2 separate regions of the Homo sapiens genome follow, and region 1 is linked to region 2. A link is an interaction called in ENCODE POLR2A ChIA-PET data of the cell type or tissue named here. Cell type or tissue: PC-9. All regions are shown on one strand. Each heading gives the region's core, and the rest is flanking DNA. Links, peaks and the distances in the headings are about the cores only. Region 1 holds the start of LASTR (lncRNA associated with SART3 regulation of splicing). Region 2 has its middle 37 kb from the start of LINC02561.

Evidence for each region. Peaks named below come from ENCODE experiments on the same cell type or tissue, not always from the same donor. Only the 100,000 strongest peaks of a DNase experiment are listed, where the experiment ranks them.
Region 1: POLR2A ChIA-PET joins it to region 2 with 5 read pairs; 2 of 35 experiments call an interaction of 5 or more read pairs at or near these places.

What each region holds. Positions count from the first base shown.
Region 1 is chr10:5,591,150-5,602,075 of GRCh38, reverse strand. It overlaps LASTR (lncRNA associated with SART3 regulation of splicing), which reads left to right and starts at 5,958. Exons shown (of 2, transcript NR_134491.1): 1 at 5,958-6,065; 2 at 6,497-7,092. RefSeq lists enhancers at 4,598-5,470, 5,756-6,050. In PC-9, for the core only: no CTCF peak of the experiment used is centred there; DNase peaks (open chromatin) are centred at 4,925 and 5,895; H3K4me3 peaks cover 2,274 bases; H3K27ac peaks cover 2,815 bases.
Region 2 is chr10:5,302,276-5,313,201 of GRCh38, reverse strand. It overlaps the pseudogene RPL26P28. Among named protein-coding and RNA genes, the nearest start is that of LINC02561, 37 kb to the right of the region's middle. In PC-9, for the core only: no CTCF peak of the experiment used is centred there; no DNase peak of the experiment used is centred there.

The sequences.
Region 1 (10,926 bases), core at 2,761-6,760, 290 kb before region 2:
GATGTGTGCACCGCATTCTTCCAGGGCGGCTGTGGTGTTGAAAGCTCATTTGGCCAGGGTTGAATTAGCAGAGTGCATTGAGAAATGGAACTCAAGCCCAGTGTGATCTTCTGGGAAAAGCTGACACCAGGTAGGCCAAAAGCCAACATCAAATCCACACAGTGGCACCACCGACTGCAGTCGGGGAGAGAGCCACATGCTCCAAATTGGGTGAAGGTGGGGTCTGGAGAAGGCAGATTAGGAACAAATGAAGGGGGCTCAGGGGCTTCTGTGGCTGCTTTGAAGATTCCAGACCAGTGTTACGGGCAGGGGGTGCAAAGCCTGGCTGGTGTTAGGACTCCTGGGTCCCATCCTGGCAAGTGAGGGCCTGGTCAGGGGAATGCCAGCTGCAAGGGGCTCCCCTCTAGAGTCCCAGGGCAGAACTCTGCTTTGCTAGTCTTTCCCAAGCAGGAGGATGGCTTTGCCAGCCTCAGCGCATGCACCCAGTTCTGAGCGCTGTCTGGCATCTCAGCAACTACTCGCTAAACGTGCCGATTTGGTTGAGTCCTAATAGCCAAGGGAGGAAGTGGTCAGAGTGGGCCAGCCCTGAGTGCAGCTCACTGGTGGGGATTTATCGGGGCTGTCTATTGCTTGTTCTCCTCCATAGCAGCATGTGGGAAACAGAGGCATTTCCGGTGTCCAGGTGACCTTGTGAAAGGGTCTTTTTAGTATTTTTTAAGATAGGGTCCGCTCAGGCTGGAGTGCAGTGGTGTGATCATAGCTCACGGCAGCCTCCAATTTCTGGGCTCCAGTGATCCTCCCGCCTCAGCCTCCAGAGTAGCTGGGATGACAGGCTCACACCACCATGCCTGGCTAAGTTTTGTATTTTTTGTAGGGATGCAGCCTCGCTATGGTGCCCAGGCTGGTCTTGAAATCCTAGCCTCTAGTGACCTGCCTGCCTTGGCCTCCCAAAGCTCTGGGATTAAATGCGTGACTCACCATACCTGGCCCCAAAACGTCTTAATTCCAGACCCTCCTTGCTCACTGGAAACTCCTTTTCTGATGCCTTGGGTGAGCTGTGGTCTTCATCGTGGCCTCCCTTTATTTTTTTTTTTCCAGCTATCTACATTTTCACTTATTATCTGATTTTGAGGAGACTTGGAAATTTATAACATTTCTCTATGGCTCACCCACCATCTTGGGTCTCTAAAATTCACTTCCAGCAGGGCCAAGGAAATATTGAAGACTACACTGTTGTTTTTCCAAATGTTATCACAGGAGCAAGAGCTGAAGACCAGAATCTTCCTCCCGTCTTCCCTTCATGCTCATTCTCTCTCTCTCCCCCTCATTCTTCCCCAGTCTCTCTCCCACCCCTCTCTTCTCTCTTTCCCTGGGCTACACAATGATAACATACAAAATAGAAACAGAAAACTAAAATTAGATGTGTGTGACCAAGGATCCTGCTTTGAGCAAAGGAAAAATAAACCATACCCACATTTCTATTTTTCCCAGGACTTGAAGAACAACCTTGGCTATTTGGGCAGTTGGCTATTCCTGGGAACATTTCAGAAATAACTCATGTTTGTTTATTATTGAGTATTTATAACAGTTTCAGAGTAGGTTTCCAATAGCCCCACGGAGGACAGCGTGGGCTCCGGGAGGGATGGGCAGGAGGGCCTCTGGCCAGGAGGCGGGAAGGGCACCATCACTGCTGGGTCTCACACCCCCACCTGCTCCTTCAAATTTCTGCTTGCTGAGGCCACAACACAGGGGTGACTTCCCGAAACACAGGGCTCGGAGCTTTGTTTCTCTGTGAGTCTTCCCTGAAAGGACGTAAGAGCCTAAATTGGATTACTTCTTGCATTTGATGGAGTGTGGTGCACACACACACACACACACACACACACACACAGGCAAACACTCTGTGCTCAGGCATGGATTAGAGGTGACATTTCTGGAGGCATGAATGGATGGCGGATTCCTGAGCAATCACCCACAGACCTGTGCGCCCAGGAATGCCGCCGGCTGCAGGGCGCTGACATCACCCCTCTCCTCCGGGCCCTGGGAGAAGTGCTCGGACCCCAGGTCTCAGGGCGGTTATTTTTCGCCAGCAGACCGATGCTGTGGCATTCTCACGGTGTGCTCCAGGGAGCCAGGCTTTCGGGGAGGGCCCCTTTGGCCTTTTGAGCTCCCAGTCTCTGCCTCTGCTGTGAAAGAACCAAGAGTTACAGGTGGTTAAAGGTGGAGGGGACTTGGGACCCGTTTGCTCAGCATCTTCCACTGGTAGATGAGGCCAGAGGTCAAACAGCCTACTCAAGGTCAAACAGCCTGTTCAAGGTCAAACAGTCAGCGACAAAGCCACTGTCCCCTTCAGCTCGCCCCTGCACTGCTCTTTGTTTATTACAGTGATCCTCAAACAAGGTAGTCTCAGGACTCACTTTGTACTCTGAAAAACCACTGAGGCTCCCGAGGAGCTCTTGTTTATATGGCCGCATCTATCAATGTATGTTGCATTAACAATTACAGCTGAGAAACTTAAAAAATATGCATGTATTAATCTATCAGTCGATTAATAAACCTGTTGCACACCAACATCAAATATTCTTATAGGAAATAATTATATTTTTTCAAGACAAAAGAATTCAGTGAAAAGAAGGGCATTATTTTACATCTTGCAAGTCCTTTTAATGTATGGCTTAATAGAGGACGTTAAGGTTGTCATATCTCCTTCCGCATTCAATCGGAATTGAACCGCGTGTCATGTAGCTTCTGGAAACTTCACTGTGAGAGAATGAGAATGAAGAAGTCAATTAGTGTCTTAGGATTATTATGAAAGGATCTGGAACCCTTCAGCTGTTCCTCGGTGACACTTTGAGAACCACTGGCCAATCGTATGTTTCTGTTGCCTCTCCGGCAGCACTCTTTTTGACTCTGGCCCACGCAGTCGTTCGATAAACATGCATTGAGGAACTACCAGGTGTTAAGCTGGGAATTTAAAAACAAATGTCGCATATGTAAATGCTGGTCCAAAAACTCAGTTGCAGAAGAAATAGAGCACACTTTATTTTCCTGTAGTAACTTGACATCTGAGTGCAGGTCCGGGTGGCAGGGTCCTGGGAAATTCCAGTCAGTCCTTCCCCGGCTTTCTCCACCCAAAGACTGTGGGGTAACCTTGGGGGTCTCAGGGCCCTCATTTCCTTGTGGGGCCTTTATGCTCTGTGTGCACGGGGGCAGCTGAGACTCCGAGGCCTGGTCTCATGGCACTCTGGCTTCCCGGGCAGGAGGTGAAGGAGGTGGGGGGGTCCATCTGCCCTCTCCAGAGTTCAGCTCTGTCCCTCAGAGGAGCTGAGAACATGGGCACAGTTCCCCAGGGTGCATGTTCTCTCTCTCCCGTCTCATTCTCTCTCGTTCTCTCTTGTTCTCTTTCTCTCTCCTCTTGTTCTCTCTGTCTTGTTCTTTCTCTCCTGTCTCTCTCTTGTTCTCTCTCCTTCTTCTTTCTCTTGTTCTCTCTCTCCTCTCTCTTGTTCTCTCTCTCTCGTTCTTCTCTCTCCTCTCTCTTACATTCTCACTCTCTCATCTCACTCTCATTCTCTCCTCTCTCTTGTTCTCTCTCTCTCGTTCTTCTCTCTCTCTCCTCTCTCTCTTGCATTCTCACTCTCTCATCTCTATCTCATTCTCTCCTCTCGTTCTTTCTCTCTCTCTCATTCTCTCTCCTCTCTCTCGCTTTCTCTCTTGTTCTCTCTCATTCTGTCTCTCTCATTCTCTCGTTCTTCTCTCTCTCTCTGCTTCTCTCTCTTGTGTTCTTGCTCTCTCTTCTCACTCTTATTCTTGCTTTCCTCTCCCTCGTTCTCTCTCTTGTTCTCTTTCTCTCTGATTCTCTCCCTCGTTCTGTCTCTCTCGTTCTTCTCTCTCTCTCCTCTCTCGTTCTCCTTTTCTCTCATTTTCTCTCTCCTCTCTCTCTTGTTCTCTCGTTCTCTTTCTCTCATTCTTCTCTCTCTCTCCTTCTCTCTCTTTCCCTCTGTTGTTGTTTCTACCTCTCCCTTGGCTGCTTCCTATCAGGCCTGATTAATCTCTTGTTGGGGAGATCCTTCTCCCCTCAAGCTTCTTCAAGCCCTCTCTGCCCACTCCACCTTCCCCTTTCTCCCAGGGGCTTGGGGTTTTAGAACCAAAAGCTAGAAAAATGTGCAGGCTGTTTCTGCCCCGGCCTGCCTCACGCCTCCCTCAGGATTAAATGAGATAATAGTACATGTGCCTGGCTCACACAAGGACCCACTGAAGCCGCTGTTGGTGTCCTTGCGATTTGTACTCAGGGATATTGAGGCAGAAAGGTAAACAGGGAAGAGGAAAGGGGAAAATTCAGGGAGAGGAAACCTGAGGCATTCACATTTCAACACAGGCCATGACAGCGGCCCCTGGTCCCTGGTCTTCTGCAGCTGCTGGGGTCCCTCAGTACTAAAGGGAGGGGTGGGGAGCATCCCCCCATGAGGGGGGCATCCCCTGCTGCCCTCTCCTCAGCCACTCTCCTTTCTCAGGTCATGGCATGGATTTCATTTCCAGGAAATCCACTTCTAGCTCACTCGTCAGCAGGCCCAGTTGAAGGGACACAGCCTCATGGGGTCTCAGCAGGCCCCATTGGTGGAATGAAGCCTTGTGGGACCAGCACTCCCGGTTGGTGGGACGCAGGCCTGTGAGCTCAGCAGGCTCATTTGGTGGGACACAGCCTCATAGGGTCTCAGCATCAGCAGAGCTTTGGAGCCTCCAGTCCCCTCTGACACTGCCCTGCTGGGACTGCCCAGCCTCTGCTCAGACGCTTCCAGGGATGGGCCCTTCCTTTCCGGCTCCTGAGTCCTCCTCCTGGTGACTCGCCTGCTGCCCCAGGCGTTTTCAGGGGTGTCAGTCCCTATGTGTCCTCATCTGTCTAGGACCAGTGCCCCTGGGAGCACATGCCTGGCCGTCTGCTGGGAGCCGCTGGGCCAGCCCTGGGTAATTTCTGTGGGACATGCAGACCACGGCGGGCGCACCCTGTAGGTAGTCAGTAATGGCTCACGGATGACGGGTGTGAGCTGGAGCAGCAGTGGGCAGGGGCAGCTCACCTCTTTGCAGGAGGCGGGTGGGGCGGCCGCTCCGGGTGGCTGAAACCGATGGGGCAGGGCTGTCTTGACCACAGCTCGGGCCCAGGCTGCTCATCATCACTCCCTTTGCCCACCTGGATGGGGCTGCTCATGCATGGCCACTACGAACTGCACTCTGCATGTGTGTATGTGTGTGTATGTGTGTATGTGCATGTGTGTATGTGTGTATGTGCATGCGTGTGCGTGTATGTGTGTATGCGTGTGTGTGTGTGTGTGTGTGTGTGTGTGTGGTGGCCTGCGCTCTGTACACACAACCGCCCAGCAGAGAGAAAGAAGAGCACGGGATGGGAGAATCTCCTTTCTTTCCTCTGACGCTGTCAAGCCTTGTGGGTAAATCTGGAAGACGTGGTTGGTGGACAGTTAAGATTCCATTAAAAATGGGAAAGAGCCCCTGCATGTTGCCTTTAGGCCGTGATGCTCACAGCTGGATGAGTGTCTCGCCTGGCTGGTGCTTGCTTCCTTTGAACTCCTTTGCGAAGCAGGCTGGTGGTCTCCCGTGTGGGGATCAGACATGGCATTGGGTCCTGGCTGCACCCCACAGCTGGACCCCGAGCTCTTGTGAGTCTGGGCAGCGTCACCCTTCTGTTCTCCTGGAGTGGAAACGGGAGATGGGTGGATATGTTGCAGAAAAGCAGGATGACGGCAAGCCCCGAGGGCCCCAGCCTGGGTTTCCTGCACAGGCAAAGCTACTTGTGGGGGCTTGAGTGAAGAAGCCACAGTATATTACAACTCAGGAAAAAATCCACATTGTCTGTCCTGAGCAGCCTCATGGGAGGTGAATTAGAGGTGAGTCAGATGCCTTCGGGGGAGGAAATGACTTATCAGGCTGAACTTCCTTCAAAGTACGTCCATCCATCACTTGCAGAAAACAAAAGAGAGCAAGAGAGAAGACAGTGGGTGAAGTCCTGGTTCCAGACTCCCCTTTTTGCCGGGATATGATGGATCTGTCAGCTGGTGAGGCCCCTCTAAGAGGGGTGGTATCTTCGGGCCAGGTCAGGCCCATCTGGGAGGCTCAGGCATTTCCTGCAAGGGTGAAGGCCGCTCTCCATGCACTTTTAGGGTCCCCTGCTCCCACAGCGTAGCCACCCTGGCTCTTCTCCTGGTGAGAGTCTGCCTTGAGGGCTGAACGGTGCCACTGAGGAGCTGGAGAAGCTATAGCTTCCCATGGCAGCTTTTGTGGCCGGGAGTCCTGGTTCAGTCCTGTGCCTAGGGATTCTTGCTATTGCATGCATGCTTGTCTTAGACGGAAAGCTGGGGGAGGCACAGGACTTTCTGTCCGAAATGTTTTGTGCAGTGCTCAGCATGGTTCACCTCTCCTCACTGCCCCAGTATGATGATTTCTGCAAGAGTTTATCCTGATGATTCTATTTCCCCACTTTATAAAGGTGCCTAGAGTCCTAGAGAGCTAGAGATGGAGGGAAATTCAGATCATCTAAACCCTTCAGCCCTTCACTGGACAGAAGAGGAAACTGAGGCTCCATCTGCATGACGTTCCCAGAGTCACGGCACAAATTCATGGAAGAAGCAGCAGGAAACTCAGTTCTCCAGTCTGGGTCCAATGTGTGTTTTAGAAATATCTCCACAGGGTTAATGACTCAATTTTTCATGCATGATTGCTAGTAATGACAATCATGTTATGTTTGTTTCTGTAGCTTTGGAAATCACTCCTTCCACTTGAGTTTCAGGTCCCAACTGTCCACACCTGCAGGAGTGAGGTTTTGCTGAGACTGATAAGGCACTCACATTTTGTGGGAGTTGAATTGTCTCTGTAGCCTAGAATCTAGATTTTTTTCCCTCCTCTGCTCTCAGTGAACGGAGAATTCCATCTCGGTACAATCTGTGAACCATTCTGCAGTAAGATTGTCATCGTCTCATTCATACTACCTGGTCGGTAACACAAAGGGCTGTAATTGATGTGGTTCAGAGACTCACATCCAAGCAATAAAAATGAATCCCTTATGGTGGTCTGCAGCAACGCAAATGGATCCAGTGTCTGGCTTTAATGGGAGTGGGGAAATTGCTAACAGATGACGGTAACTTTCAGAGACAGACAGACACAGAGAGAGAGAGAGAGACTCTGGCCTTCCAGCTGAAACCACTTCTGATGGCAGCTCTTCCTCCCACATGTGCCTCACAGACGTCGAATATTTACGGGATGCCCTGAGCCCAGCCCTGCTCAGGGTTTAACAGCAGGGGCCATGTGTGTGTGACGGCTGAGGTCACGCAGTCGTTCATTTCAAGCTGTAGAGACATTTGGTTTTAAAAACCCCAGTGCCTCCACTGGGATTGGCTTTCGGAGAAGAAAAACAGCTCCTGAGTTCTTTTCCTGTCCAAGCCCGGGTGGGATCATGCTGCATTGCCAGCCTCCATTAACCCTTTGGGGCTGAGAAAGTTCTTAAACCTTGTGACTTTCTCCCGGTGATTTTTGCCTTTTTGAGGAAGCTGTGTGAGCTGCAGTGATTTCCTGTGAGCTCAATGAAAATGTGTCTGATGTGTATGCACCTGAGCTAGAAAGCCCAAAGACTGCTAAGAAGCCATGTGAGGGCTCAGAAACAAACATGTTGGGGCTTCGAAAGCCTGTTTTTGGAACCACTTTCCCTGTCTGCAAGGCAGAGGGAGGGAGGTACTCTGTTATTTCTAAGTCTCTCTTGAGCTCTTACACTGTGCAAGCCCATGAACGTATTTAATCGTGCATTAGACAATTGTTTTTAATCTATGCCCTGCCTCTCCCAAGATCAACCTTTCCCTGAGATCGGGGCCCCCTCTGGGTGCACAGGGATATTTTTATTTTTTGAGTTGGAGTTTTGCTCTTGTCACCCAGGCTGGAGTGCAATGGCATGATCTTGACTCACTGAAACCTCTTCCTCCCGGCTTCCAGTGATTCTTCTGCCTCAGCCTCCCAAGCAGCTGAGATTACAGGCATGCACCACCACACTCGGTTAATTTTTGTATTTTTAGGAGAGATGGAGATTCACCATGTTGGCCAGGCTGGTCTTGAACTCCTGACCTCAGGTGATCCTCCCGCCTTGGCCTCCCAAAATGCTGGCATTATAGGCGTGAGGCACCGTGCCCAGCCCATAGGGATATTTTTATATACTTTCCTGCCCCATGGGTCAACTGTTCTTGAACCAAAGAAACAAGAGGCGGGGAAGTTATAGGAAGCTTTTAAAATATGCTTCTGTGCAGCACTGCTCGCAGCGTGTCACAGATGTGCGGTATTGGAAGACGAAGGTGAAACTGCATGGAGATGATTGTGTGGGGGATGAGGAGGTGGTGGGTAGGGGACTTGGCTTTCTTCACACAAAGACATCCAGGCAAATGGTAAGTCCAAAAGCCGTGTGACAGATAATGGCCATTGTTCCTGCAGGGTGACTCTTTTCTTTTCTTTTTTTTCTTTTTGAGGCGGAGTCTCACTCTGTCATCTATGCTGGAGTGCAATGGTGCGATCTTGGCTCACTGCAACTTCCGCCTCCCAGGTTCAAAGTATTCTTTTGCCTCAGCCTCCTGAGTAGCTGGGATTACAGGTGCCCACCACCACGCCCAGATAATTTTTGTATTTTTTTTAGTAGAGACAGGGTTTCACCATGTTGGCCAGGCTGCTCTTGAACTCCTGACCTCGTGATCCGCCCGCCTCAGCCTCCCAAAGTGCTGGGATTACAGGCGTGAGCCACCATGCCCGGTGACTCTTTTCAGTCCAAAGAGTCATCATTGTCACTAGACCACCTTTGAACATGGACAGCAACAGCACTATCTAATATTAACTTTCCCTGAATCAATACCCTCGTTTGACAAATTATAATTTAACAAAAATATGTTTATGTGTAGAAAAAAGACTAGAAGGATGCAGTGTCTCCGTGGGTGAGAAAACACGTGATTTCTGTTTTATTCTCACTCACTTATATTTTCTAAATTTCCTACTGAAAATGTTAATGAATTATTTAGGTAATGAGAACACAATCTTAATCATGTTTAATTGGTTCATAAGGAACGACAGAGCTTGGCAGCTTCTTGCAGGGTGCTTTCTGCCATCCCCAGCTGAGACACCAGTGGGGCTCGGAAGCTGCCCTCCAATGACAGCTGGTGATGACGGGGACACGGCCAGCTCCCTTCTCCTCCCTCTCCGTTGTGATCCGGGCAATTCCATGTACTCCTTTTCCTAAATCAAGAACACTCTTGATTTCTGGCATTAATACCAGCTCCTGACATAGGACCATGTTGCTCCCTCCTTCAAATCTTTCAGACTTCCCTGCACCGTGGCCCTGAAGGGCCCTCCCCTCCTTCCATGGCACTGAGCTTCCAAAGAGCATGGTGGACACCAGGCCACACTCTTTCTTGTGCTGTCCTCTTAATATTTCAGGTCCATTTGTCGGCCACGCCTCCCCGAACCTTCCCACATACCACCTGAGAGAGAGTGGGAATCATGCCATCTCTTCCATTAATGGTAAAGTTAGTACTAATGGTCTAGCTTGGTGCTTCATGTATATTAAGCTCTGAGAAATAAAGGCAAAATGCAGCTGTGTTTGAACTGCACAGATAGCATCGTGCCTGGATCCTGAGAATCTATAAGATGAAGACTTCAAAGCACGGTGGGCAGTTTGCCAAATATCCGAGGAAGAGAAAGTTTCCGGAAAGCAGGGGTCTAACCCCTAGGAGCAGGCATGCATGGGGGCTGGGTGGGAATCCATGCTGGCCTCCATCACCTGTTCACATGTGTCCCTGGGTGGCCGTGGAGAAGTTGTTGCTGGGTAATGGGGGGCTGGAGGTGCTCCCAGCAGGAAGCCCGACGGGAAGTGCAGGCTAGGGTTTTCCTCGGGTACAGGAGAAAGGGAATGGGAAGGATCTTCTCTGAGGTACAACAGGCAAGAACATGGTCCAAGATCCTGTGACCAGCATTGGTCCAAGCTCAGTCGACATAAGCTCCTAGCAGCGGTGGCATCTGGAGTTTGGAGGTTGTGAGTCCCTGCACCAAGTGGCTCCAGCCTGAGTCTCTGCCACGTTCTAGGGATACATCTGCCAAGGTGTGTGTTTGTGTGTGTGTGTGTGTGTAGTGTGCGCGTGCACGTGCAGAGGCCACACAGAGGCTGGGCTGGGGGCTGATGCAGCCTTCCCTTTGCTGCTAGCCCTGCTCCGGCTCACTCATCTCCCACAGCTGTCAGGAAAGAGAGCAGCAGGTGAAAGCAGGCCCGGCTCCTTGTTCCTGGGGAGGCTTAGCTACACCAGCCACCCCTCTGCCTGCCGTGTGGACCTCCAGCTCAGCATTGTCCCTGCAGGAGGCCAGCCCTTGGGGCACCTGGGCCTGGAAGGCTGAGGTACTGCACCCACCCTTGAGGGTTCCCCGCATCTATGCCAGGAACACTGCCTTGGGCTTCCTGAGGGGCGCCGTGAGATACAGGGACAGATGCGGGCAGCCCTCTGGGAGCTCAACTGGGGCCCTGCGGGCTGTGGGGTCAGAGAGCGCATTCCACCTCTGCAGGCCGCCCTGTCACCCAGCAGGGCAGCCTGCGGCACTTAGTGTCTCTGGTTGGTTTGTCAGCTGCACCTCCCTGAACCTTCCAGCGCGCCACGTGAGAGTGGCAATCACATTCTCTCTTCCCCTTTAAGTTAGCGCTAATGGCCTAGTGTAGTGCTTCATGTATATGAAGCCTCAAAAAGTAAATGCAAAATGCACCTGTGCTTGAACTGCACAGACAGCATCATGCCTGGATCCTGGGAATAAGGATCTTATTATTCCCTGGATCCTGGGAATGATAAGATGAAGACTTCCAAGCATCCTGGGCAAAGCTCGACAGATAGGACAGAGAAAAAGAAAGACATG
Region 2 (10,926 bases), core at 2,270-6,269:
AGTTTGTCCAATTTATTGCAGACCAAGGAAAGGGAGGCCCAGAAAAGTTAGGGAAATTGTCCACTAACACTGTGAGTAAGTGGCAGGGCTGGTGTTTGAACCAGGCAGCCCGGCTCAATCCCACCCTCTGGGACACCACTCAATGGTATTGCCCTCTGAATAGTGGGACATTCTGCAAAGAACACTGGGTCACCTGGTTGTAACCTCAGATCTGCCACTGACTTTCTGGGGGAGCTTGGGAGAATCACCCAGCTCCTCTGGGCACTTGTCTGGGTGGCCTCTAGGGCTCCTTTCAGTTGGATGGTTCTAGAAAGTCTCCTTGTTATTTCCTCCTATCTCAACTTCTCACTCTTGACAGAGAACACTGGCGGCATGTGGAGTAAAAGAAGTACTTTCTTGGCATAAGAAAAACTTCAATGCCTAGTCCCTTTCAGGGAAGAGGTGGATGACTGGTTTGCAATGGGTGCCAGCTCTTGAAATACGCTTACTGTAGGTATGATTTCCCCTAATCAGCAGAGGTGCTGTTATTCCAGCAAGCGTCAGAATATGGGCTCATAAATATTATACTCTCTTGTGCTATTGTGGGCAATAGGGTACTTGACATCATCTAACAACACTTCAAAGTCAAGAGTCAATTGTTGCTGTTTTAGTGACTCTTCTTGGTGTCTGAATTAGCATCTGCTATGGTTTGAATGTAGCCCCCAGATTTCATGTGTTGGAAACTTAATCCCCAAATTCATATGTTGATGGTATTTAAAGGTGGCACCTTTGGGAGGTAAATAGGATTAGATAAGGTTGAGAGGGTGGGGCTCCCATGATGGGCCTGGTGGCTTTAAAAGAGGAGGAAGAGGGACCTGAGCTGGCACATTTGCTGATGCCCTCCACCATGTTATCACACAGCATGAAGGCCCTCACAAGATGCAGTCCCTCAACCTTGGACTTCCCAGCCTCCAGAACCATAAGAAATACATTTCTTTTCTTTATAAATTACCTGGTCTCAGGTATTCTGTTATAACAACAGAAAATGGACTAAGACAGCATCCTCCCTCCTAAGTCTTTGTGATGTATTTAAAATCTCCTTTAAGGGGCAATAAAACCAAGAGGGCTACAGAGCTTCAACCTGTGGCTTGTCAAATGCAGCCTGGTCACCAGAATGCCATGTGTCTGCAGTGTGGCGGGGGGACAGGCAGAGCTTTCCAGCCTCCAGCCTCTGTCTCAGGCTGGCTTGTGGCCCAAACAGGAAAGGGTGACAGCTTTGGTTGAAAACATTTTTTTTTTCCTGTAAATGATAAATACTTTATGGGAAGGTTAACATGCTAAGATAGTATTCATAAGTAGTTCCTTATGAATCCTTTAAGTATTCATAAGTAGTTCCTTATGAATCCTTTAAGTATTCATAAGTAGTATTCATCAGTAGTATTCATAAGATAGTATTCATAAGTAGTTCCTTATGAATCACACAATCCTTTATAACCGTTAAGAGTAAGTTTTCTTAGAGGGAGCATGAGAATTTCTCATTTTCTCATTTCTCTTCTGGCAAAAAGTGCCTTAAAAAGTTTCTATTCAACAACTTAACCCTCTTTTCCAACATGCTTTTTTTTTTTTTTTTGAGACGGAGTCTCACTCTGTTGCCCAGGTCTAGGCTGGAGTGCAGTGGTGCGATCTTGGCTCACTGCAAGCTCTGCCTCCCAGGTTCACACCATTCTCCTGCCTCAGCCTCCTGAGTAGCTGGGACTACAGGCGCCCATCACCATACCCAGCTACTTTTTTGTATTTTTAGTAGAGACGGGGTTTCACCGTGTTAGCCAGGATGGTCTTGATCTCCTGACCTCGTGATCTGCCCGCCTCAGCCTCCCAAAGTGCTGGGATTACAGGCTTGAGCCACCATGCCCGGCCTCTAACATGCTCTTTTGAACTCACTCCCATGGTGCTTTTTCTCTCAAGGACACCAGCAAACTTGATTCTTCTCAGGGACACCAGCGACATTCATTTTGTCAAACCAAACAATCCACTCTCCCTTCTTGTGTTACTTGACCTGTCAGCACCACTGACATGCTAGGCACCTGCACAGATTCCCACATGTAGTGGGTTGGGAACAATGAGCTTGGAGGGTTCATGGCTTTAGAGCAAGTGGAGGGAAGCCTGCCCTTTGCCTAGGGAAAGACATTACTTCCTCCCTGAAGGCTGCTTGCTATAAGCACAACCCTGAGACACAGCCCAGGCAAGATGCAGTCAGGACCATGCATTCTGGGCATAGCTGGCAAGAAAATGCAGTGACGTGGAGGGTCAGGTGGAAGGCCTCTTCCAAAAGTGTGTGTCCCAAAGGCAATCATTCTCAAATTCCTGAACCCTGGTTCTCCAGCATCAGTCAAGCTTAGTCTTACTATTAATTAATTATCAGCAAATATCCCCATGTTAACACACACCTAATAATGATTATAAGGATAACTCACATGTATTGAGCATGTACCATGCGGTAAGCCTGACTATGGCCTCATGTAATCTCCACAACCTCTCAGTAAGGAAAATATTGTTTGGCTCATATAGATTAGGTAATTCAACAGAGAATAGTAAGTAGTGGAACTGATATTCAAACCTACATATGCTTGGCTGGGCATGGTTGCTCATGCTTGTAATCCCAGAACTTTGGGATGCCAAGGTGGGAGGATCCCTTGACAATAGGAGTTCGCTATTAGCCTGGGCAACACAGTGAGACCCAGTCTCTACAAAAATAATTAAAAAATTAGACAGGTGTGATGGCACACACCCATAGTCTCAGCTACTCGGGAGGCTGTGGTGGATCACTTGAGCCCAGGAAGTTAAGGGGGCAGTGAGCAAGGACTGTACCACTGCATTGTAGCCTGGGTGACCCAGTGAGATCCTGTCTCTAAAAAAACACACAAACCGAACCAACACACACAGAAAACCTATGTTTGCTTGATTCCAAATCTGTCCTCTTTATGCCTCATCACCCTTCCTGATAGGATTAAATGTGCAGCATTGCATGACGTACACATATAAGAGAGTAAAGAAGGAAGGAAGAGGACCAAGAATCACGTTTTAAGAAATACTTGAAGAAGCCAAGTGGTGAATTTTTAAAAAGAGGGATGGTGAACAACAATGTATGAAAGCTCAGGCAGATGAGGTCTGAGGACAGAGCAGTGCTTGGCTGCTTGTGTAGAAAAAGGGCTTTGGGTGGGAGCATGCTTATCCTCTTCTCTCTGTTGGTCATGAATTACAGTTGGACTTTCAGGTTAGCTGACTGACAGCTTATACATTTTGTAAGATACAAGAACTCAAGACAATGTAAATCCAAGGGTGGAGTGGAGGTAAGGGCCGATGGAACAACTCACAGCACCAGCCAGCTGGAGATGGAGATATGAGAGGCAGCAGGCAGGATGACTGATGGTGGAGCCCATGGGCTTTGGTGTGAGACTTGGCTTCAAACACCTGGACATCATTTTCTAGCTCTTTTGAGAGTTAGGTCTTAGGAAAATCTTTTTATATCAGATTCTGAATTAATTGAATGTAATCAATAGCTATTTAGAAAGGAAGATGAAAAATATGCAGTCTTCATTGTGAAATAGATAAACCCCATGCTTAGGAAAAGCTTTTAATTTGAAATTTTACATAGAGTTTTTGTTTAGTGTTTTTTTTTTTTTTAAACTAGTAAATGGCACACATCATCATTTTCCTCAGCTGAGTAATATACGACCCTGGTGAATAGTAGAGAAGTAATTATTTCATTTACTTTATCTCTATCATTTTTTCCAAGGGAGAGTGGGTCTGTGAAATTTTCAGAAGCTCAATATGTCTGACTTGCAAATTAGCAGAGCTGAAAGGTGGAGAGGCTACCTTACTCTATCATCTTGGAGAGACACTTGATTGCAGAAGAAAATAAAGGCATTTAAACGGCACTTACAGAATGTTTTCTACCCTGGACTTTGTTTCCTCATTCATTCATCCCACAAATGTTTGTCAAACACTTCCTATGCCAACCATTGTTTTGAGGGTTTAATGAAAATTAAAGCTAGAAGAAAACACATGAGTCTTTTTTGTTGATCAAAACTATTCAATAGCTTTATTCTTCCATTCCATCAATATTATATTCATCTGATTACTCTTAAATTCCAATATTCCAATACACAAAGTCTCCTTTCTCTCCAGCCAACTGGTCAACTCTTTGCACCTAACTCACCACCCCATCTTGTTCGTGTTGTCATCATTCTGCCTGCCAGGAACGTTCACTCCTCTTCAGTGTATAATTTTTTTTTTCCCGTCAGATTCTAATTCAAGTCCCACTACTTTCATGAAGCCCTCCTCACCTGCTTTAGCCTGTGAGACTCCTGGAATCCTTCTAACAGCTCTCATCCCTGAATGCCCGGATGACCTTTTCTGATTATAAAAATATTGCAGGATGAGTAAGGAAAATTTGAAAGAGAAGGAAATATATCACCTCAATTCTTCTTTGCAGAGAACATTATACTTGGCATCTTGTGAATTTTTTATATGGACTTAAAAAAGCAGAACTGATGTAATAATGCATATAAAATTTTATATCTTATTTCTCCTGCTTAATGTTATATAATTACTATTTCTCCAAGTTATTAAAAACTTTCAGTTATTATTTGTAACATTTGCCTGATTTTCCACTTGAAATGTGTACCATAATTTACTCAATAATTCCTCTGTCATGAAAAATTTAGTTTGAGTTTAGTTTTTTCCTATCATAAATAACCCTGAGATAAACATAAGGCTTACTCCATATTATAAATTATTTACTTAATTAAAAATCTTAGAATTGGAATTACTATATCAAATGATGTAAACATGTTGATATATATTGCAACATTGTTGTACAAAAGGTTAATATTAATTTTCATTCTTGAGTAGACAGTTATTTCACCATATCCTCATTAGCACTAAGTATTCTTTAATAAAAACAAAACAAAAAACTTTGCTAACTTGTGTCACCTGTTTGTCATTTGGCACATGCAGCAATGATCTTCTTCCCGAAATACATTAGTCACCACACTCCCAAATCAGAGTCAGGTTATAATTTAGATTGTACTATTGATTTGAATACCCACTTAGACCTCTCGAACCTCCCACCTCACTTGTTGAAAAATTACTGTGCCCTCTGCAAAGTAAGCTGCGGTGACAATGAGGATTTCACAGCTCCTTCTCCTCTAGGATGGTCATCTTCTTTTGGGATGCAGCCTCAGGGGTCCCTGTGTTCCTTCTCCCTTTCTTCATACTGGCCCCTTCTTCGTTGGGCAACTTGTAATGTTCCGGGAGCTTTGGTGGCTTTAACCAACAGCTTCTTGCTGTTTCCTCAGTTGGCAGTGTGGAGTTATAGTTTTTTCCCCCAGCATTTGTCAGTGTTGAGCATATTTTTCTCATAACTGCTCCCCCCTTCTGCGATGTGAGATCCTATCAATATCGTTCTAATGGATCTGCCTTTCCTTCATTTCCTGTGTGGACTCTGCCCACGCCAACATGTGGGTTCTCCAGTTGTCTTCCTGGCCTCTCATTCTACAGTCTTCCTGGGCAACTCCACCTGCCTCCAAGGCAGACTTATCTCGGTGTAACAATGAGGATTTTAAAATTATATATTACATTACATAATTATTATATTGCATACTTTTATTACATATTTTTATTTAATTTATTCAGTTATTTAACTTATTTAATTTTATTACATAATTCATTACATAATGACTACGACAATTTTCAAAATTACATTAAATGTATCTTGGTGCAAAATCTGTAACTGAAATCTGCCCCCTGCTCCTGAGCTTCAGCCTAATATTCCAACACCTACTAAGTATTTCCATTTGGCTGTCTTCTAAGGTTGTAAGGAAAAGTTCTCTGGGAAGGAAATTGGAGGAAAGAGACTTTATTCCAGCAAACAGCTGACAAACGAGGGAGATGCAGCCTCCGGTGTAAACAAAGATGTGTTCCAGGGAACAAAGGGAGGGTTTGGTGTTTTCTTAAATTTTATTTTATTTTTATTTTTTATTTGAGGGATGGAGTCTTGCTGTCACCCAAGCTAGAGTGCAGTGGCACAATCTCATCTCACTACAACCTCCACCTCCTGGGTTGAAGTGATTCTCCTGCCTCAGCTTCCCAAGCAGCTGGGGCTAGGTTTTATAGCAAAAGTTTCTGCCCAATCAGGTTCAAGTATGCAAATGAAAACTTCAAACTGATTGGTCAACACAGCTGAACACTGATTGGTTGATACAGCTGAACCCTGATTGGTTGGTTCCGATGAGCTCTCCTTTGTTGGTTTAGGTGAACTCTAATTGATTGATTCAGGTAAGCTCTGATTGGTTTGTTCAAGTGAGCTCTGAAAGTTCCAAAGTTAAATAGAGGTGTGGGTTTTGGGGAACTGACGGTGCTTGTGTGACCTCCAGTCAACAAATGGCTACTTGGCTGTATTTAAAATTTGCGCCTGGTTAGCTGCTTGGGATCCATCTTGAAGGATTGGCTCTGTCAGGTTCACATTTGTGTAAACGACCTTCGAGCTCAGCATGTCCACAGTTACAGTGATTGTTCCTCTGGACCCACAACCCTTTCTCCTTCTCCTGTGTCCTCTAGACAGCCTGATAATACCATCTTCCCATTAGCTCTCTGATATGGTTTGGCTGTGTCCCCACCCAAATCTCATCTTGAATTCCCACGTCTTGTGGGAGGGACCTGGTGGGAGGTAATTGAATCATGGGGGTGGGTCTTTCCTGTGCTGTTCTCCTGATAGTGAATAAGTCTCATGAGATCTTATGGTATTATAAGCGGGAGTTTCCCTGCAGAAGCTCTTTCTCTTTGCCACCATCCACAGATGTGACTTGCTCGTCCTTGCCTTCAGCCATGATTGTGAGGCCTCCCCAGCCTGGTGAAACTGTAAGTCCAATTAAACCTCTTTCTTTTGTCAGTTGCCCAGTCTCTGGTATGTTTGTTTTATCAGCAGCGTGAAAACGGACTAATACACTCTGTGAACTAGAAGAGTAGAGGTCCTGCAGTCCTCATCGTCGGTACCCTGGACTACCAAAATAAAACTTTGCTGGTCTTCCTGTCTCCAGACCCGCCCTATACCCTTGAGCCGGAGTGACCTTCTTCAATTTGCTTAGAGGCCTTCTATAGCTGGTCATCGTCAGGATTAAGTTAGAAATCCTGAGTTCAGTACACAAAAGCGAGCAGCACCTGGTCTCTGCTACCTCTCCATCTTTTCTGGTATAATATGCAAATTGTTTCTCACAAGGACCCCGGCTGCATGAATTCCGGTTGCTTCTTAATTGAGCTGTCAGAATCCTTGTTTTCTGTAACAGATTCCTAGGGGCAGTGCCATGCTTTGCAGTTTGTGAATTTCAGAAAGCCTAACAGGTGAGGCACCACCCCTAGAGCCCTGTGGTCACACCTCACATGCCCTGTCTGGGGGAAGACAGCAATTCTGTGTTCTAACTCTCTCTGACGGTCATTCGCTGTGTGATCTTGGGAGAAAGACCTGAGTTTTTGGGCTTCAGTTTGCTCGTCTGTGGAATGAGCTAGTCAAAGGGAACTTGGAAATGGTTGCTAAAGTCTCCTTAGGTGACCTCATTTGTGTCTGTTTTTGGTTAAAACCCTGAGCTGATGTAATATCAGAGCCAGGCGTTAGACGGCAGCATTAACTAAAATTTGCTGGGAAGTCCACATATGCTGGACCTTATCTTGGAAGTTGGTTTTGCTTTGTTGCAGCAAATATTGATGATAAAATACAAAGTGAGCATACGGAGATATATACATTATGCGATCTTATGAGGATCAGGTTAAGCATTTGGTTCTTTTCCTAAAAGTAATGGGAATACTTCAGATTATGATGAAGATTCACAAAATAAGAGATACTGAAGATTCACATGAAGGTTCACAAAATAAGAGACACTCTAAGACAAATCTAATCACTTCTGTTAACTTTTCCAATTATTATAGGAGAATTTTTTTTAAATACTGAGGCAGAATATTAATAGAATCAGTCAGTGACTCTATATTTGAAAATAACAGAAACTGATGAGTCTTAGGCAATTTGCATGAACATAGTGCAAAAATAGAATAGTTTCTCCTGAAATTGATCAAATAATTGCGAGTCTTTGAAAAATTAGTGAGTTAATATTAATCTTCATAAATTGGTATATTTTTGCAATCTGAATATTTCTGTTCATGCGAGTGTGAGATGCTAATATTTAATGCTGCACAGTTCTCTTCTACAATATGCCAGGTTATATAGTTTAAATGTTTGAGTTGAAAAAAGACATTAATAACCAGTGGGGCCCTTTGTGGCCATCACTGAAGTGGGAGTGGCCAAAATGAAGTTCAATCCCTTTGTGACTTCTGACCGAAGTAGTAACTGCAAAAGGCATTTCAATGCGCCTTCCCACATTCACAGGACAGTTATGTCTTCCCCTCTTTCCAAAGAGCTGAGACAGAAGTACAACGTTTGATCCATGCCCGTCTGAAAGGATGATGATATTCAGGTTGTGTGAGGGCACCATAAAGGTCAGCAAATTGGCAAAGTAGTCCAGATTTACAGAGAGAAATATGTCATCTACATTGAATGGGTGCAGCGGGAAAAGGCTGATGACACAACTGTCCGTGTAGACTTTCGCCCCAGCAAGGGGATTATCAGTAGACTAAAACTGGGCAAAGAGCACAAAAAGATCCTTGCATGGAAAGCCAAATCTCACCAAGTAGGAAAGGAAAAGGGCAAATACAAGGAGGAAACAATTGAGAACATGCAGGAATAAAGTAATCTTGTATACAAGCTTTCATTAAAACTTGAAAAAAAAAAACTGGTGGGGATAATGTAACACAGATATAGTACAGGGAGAGGTTAAAAGTGTCTGTATGCCTATGTGTGTGTGCCTGTACGTGTTCATGTGTGTATGCATGGGTGCATAAGTGTGTTTTTGTGGTATGTGTGCTCGCCTGTGTGTGCATGTATGTGGGCTTGTACTGGTTCTCCTTTACTTTTTTGTTTTAATCAGAGGAAAGTGAATAATAGGTGAAAAGAGAGAGGGTCTATTTTGATCTAAAAGTAGTGTGGTGGGGGGGTTAGAATTGCCCCTGGGGAAGGTAATGTTCTTGATTGCAAATCCTACGGCAGGTAAATAAGCCCTTCCATAATCAGAAAAAGCAGCTCGCTGTTCTCTAAGGAAGGGAAGGGTCTCCCAGTCAGCACGTGCTCTTGAATTGTGCAAATGTGAAGGAAAAGATTTAAAAAAAAATTACAGTGATCGTGGCTGTCTTAGTCTGTTTAGGCTTCTGTAACAAAAATGCCATGCAGAGGGTGACTTATAAACAGCAGAAATTTATTTCTCAACATTCTGGAGGCTGGGAAGTCCAAGATCAAGGCTCAGGCAGGTTTGGTGTCAGGTGAGGGTCTGTTTCCTGGTTCTCGCTGTGTTGTCACATGGCAGAAGGGGCAAACAAGCTCCCGCAGGCCTCTTTTCTAAGGGCACTAATCCCATTCATGAGGGCCCCATCCTCATGACCTCATCAACTCCAAAACTCCACTTCTTAGTACTATCACCTTGAGGGTAGGATTCAACATATGAATTTTGGAGGGATACAGACATTCAAGACATAGCAATGGCCAAATGCACATTGCTAGGGAAGCTAAATGAGCTCATGCTTTCATACTTGAAGACAAAAATGGCTTTAACATATTTCATAAAAACCAGTGCAGTTGAGAGAAAATGGAGATTTAAAATTTCATGTAAAGTAAATGGTGATAAATAAAAGTCGAATCTCCCATCTGTTTTCCTTTCATCTTCTCCATCAAAGATAATACTTTGGTTTTAAAAAGGGCAGGGGAAATGAAATTGGAAGATAAACTAGATAACATGATTTTAAAGCAGACTTCAAGTTCAAAAAAGGTACTTATCCTTTGGTTCAGTTTAGAAATCCACTCAATGTTGACTGAAATGAATAGAAGTTGTTGCAGGTCCTAAGCTGGGGAGAAGTTGCTGAACCACAGTCAATGATCCTTAAAGAATCATGAATAGAATAAGACTGGTGGACAAATGTACATTCATTGTTTGTTGAAATATCAATTTAATAAAGTGAATTCTGCACACTACAGTTCTAGAAAATTAACATCAACATTGGACAATACTTTTAATTTTTGTGTGTGTGCACATGTGTGTGTGTGAGACAGAGTCTTGCTCTGTTTCCCAGGCTAGAGTGCAGTAGCATGATCTCAGCTCACTGCAGCCTTGACCTCAAGGGCTCAGGGCTCCCAGCTACTCAGAAGGCTGAGGCAGGAGAATCGCTTGAACCCGGGAGGCAGAGGTTTCAGTGAGCCGAGATTGCACCACTGCATTCCAGCCTAGGCAACAGAACAAGACTCCATCTCAAAAAAAAAAAAAATAGGGCAGCTAGGCATGGTGGTATACCCCTATAGTCCCAGCCATATGGGAGGCTGAGGTAGAAGGATGACTTAAGCCCTAGAGTTTGAGTCTAGCCTGGGTAACACAGTGAGACCCCATCTCTAAAAAATAAATGAAAAAGTAAAAACTGGGAAGCTCCTTGATTAATATGTGACATGTTTATTATAGAGACAGTTTGGCTTTTAAACTCACAGATAATATTGCTCTGTCTCTGAAGGGACAGCAGACATTTCCAGACCAACTCCTGAAAATGACTAATGGGAGCAAGAGTACCCAAAAGACTACAAACCCTTTCACCAAATCAGGGGTCAGTAAACTGTCATACGTGATTTGGCAAGAAAACTGAAGGATCTATGAGACGTTTGAACCGACACATTTTAGAGAATTTCCTTTAAATGATGAGGGTATTGAAGGAAATGAGGGTAAATTCTATTAGAATGTAGCCAATATCTGGAATTGGCCAGGAAGTAAAGATATCCCAATTTTGTTTGGATGGTAGAGATGGCTT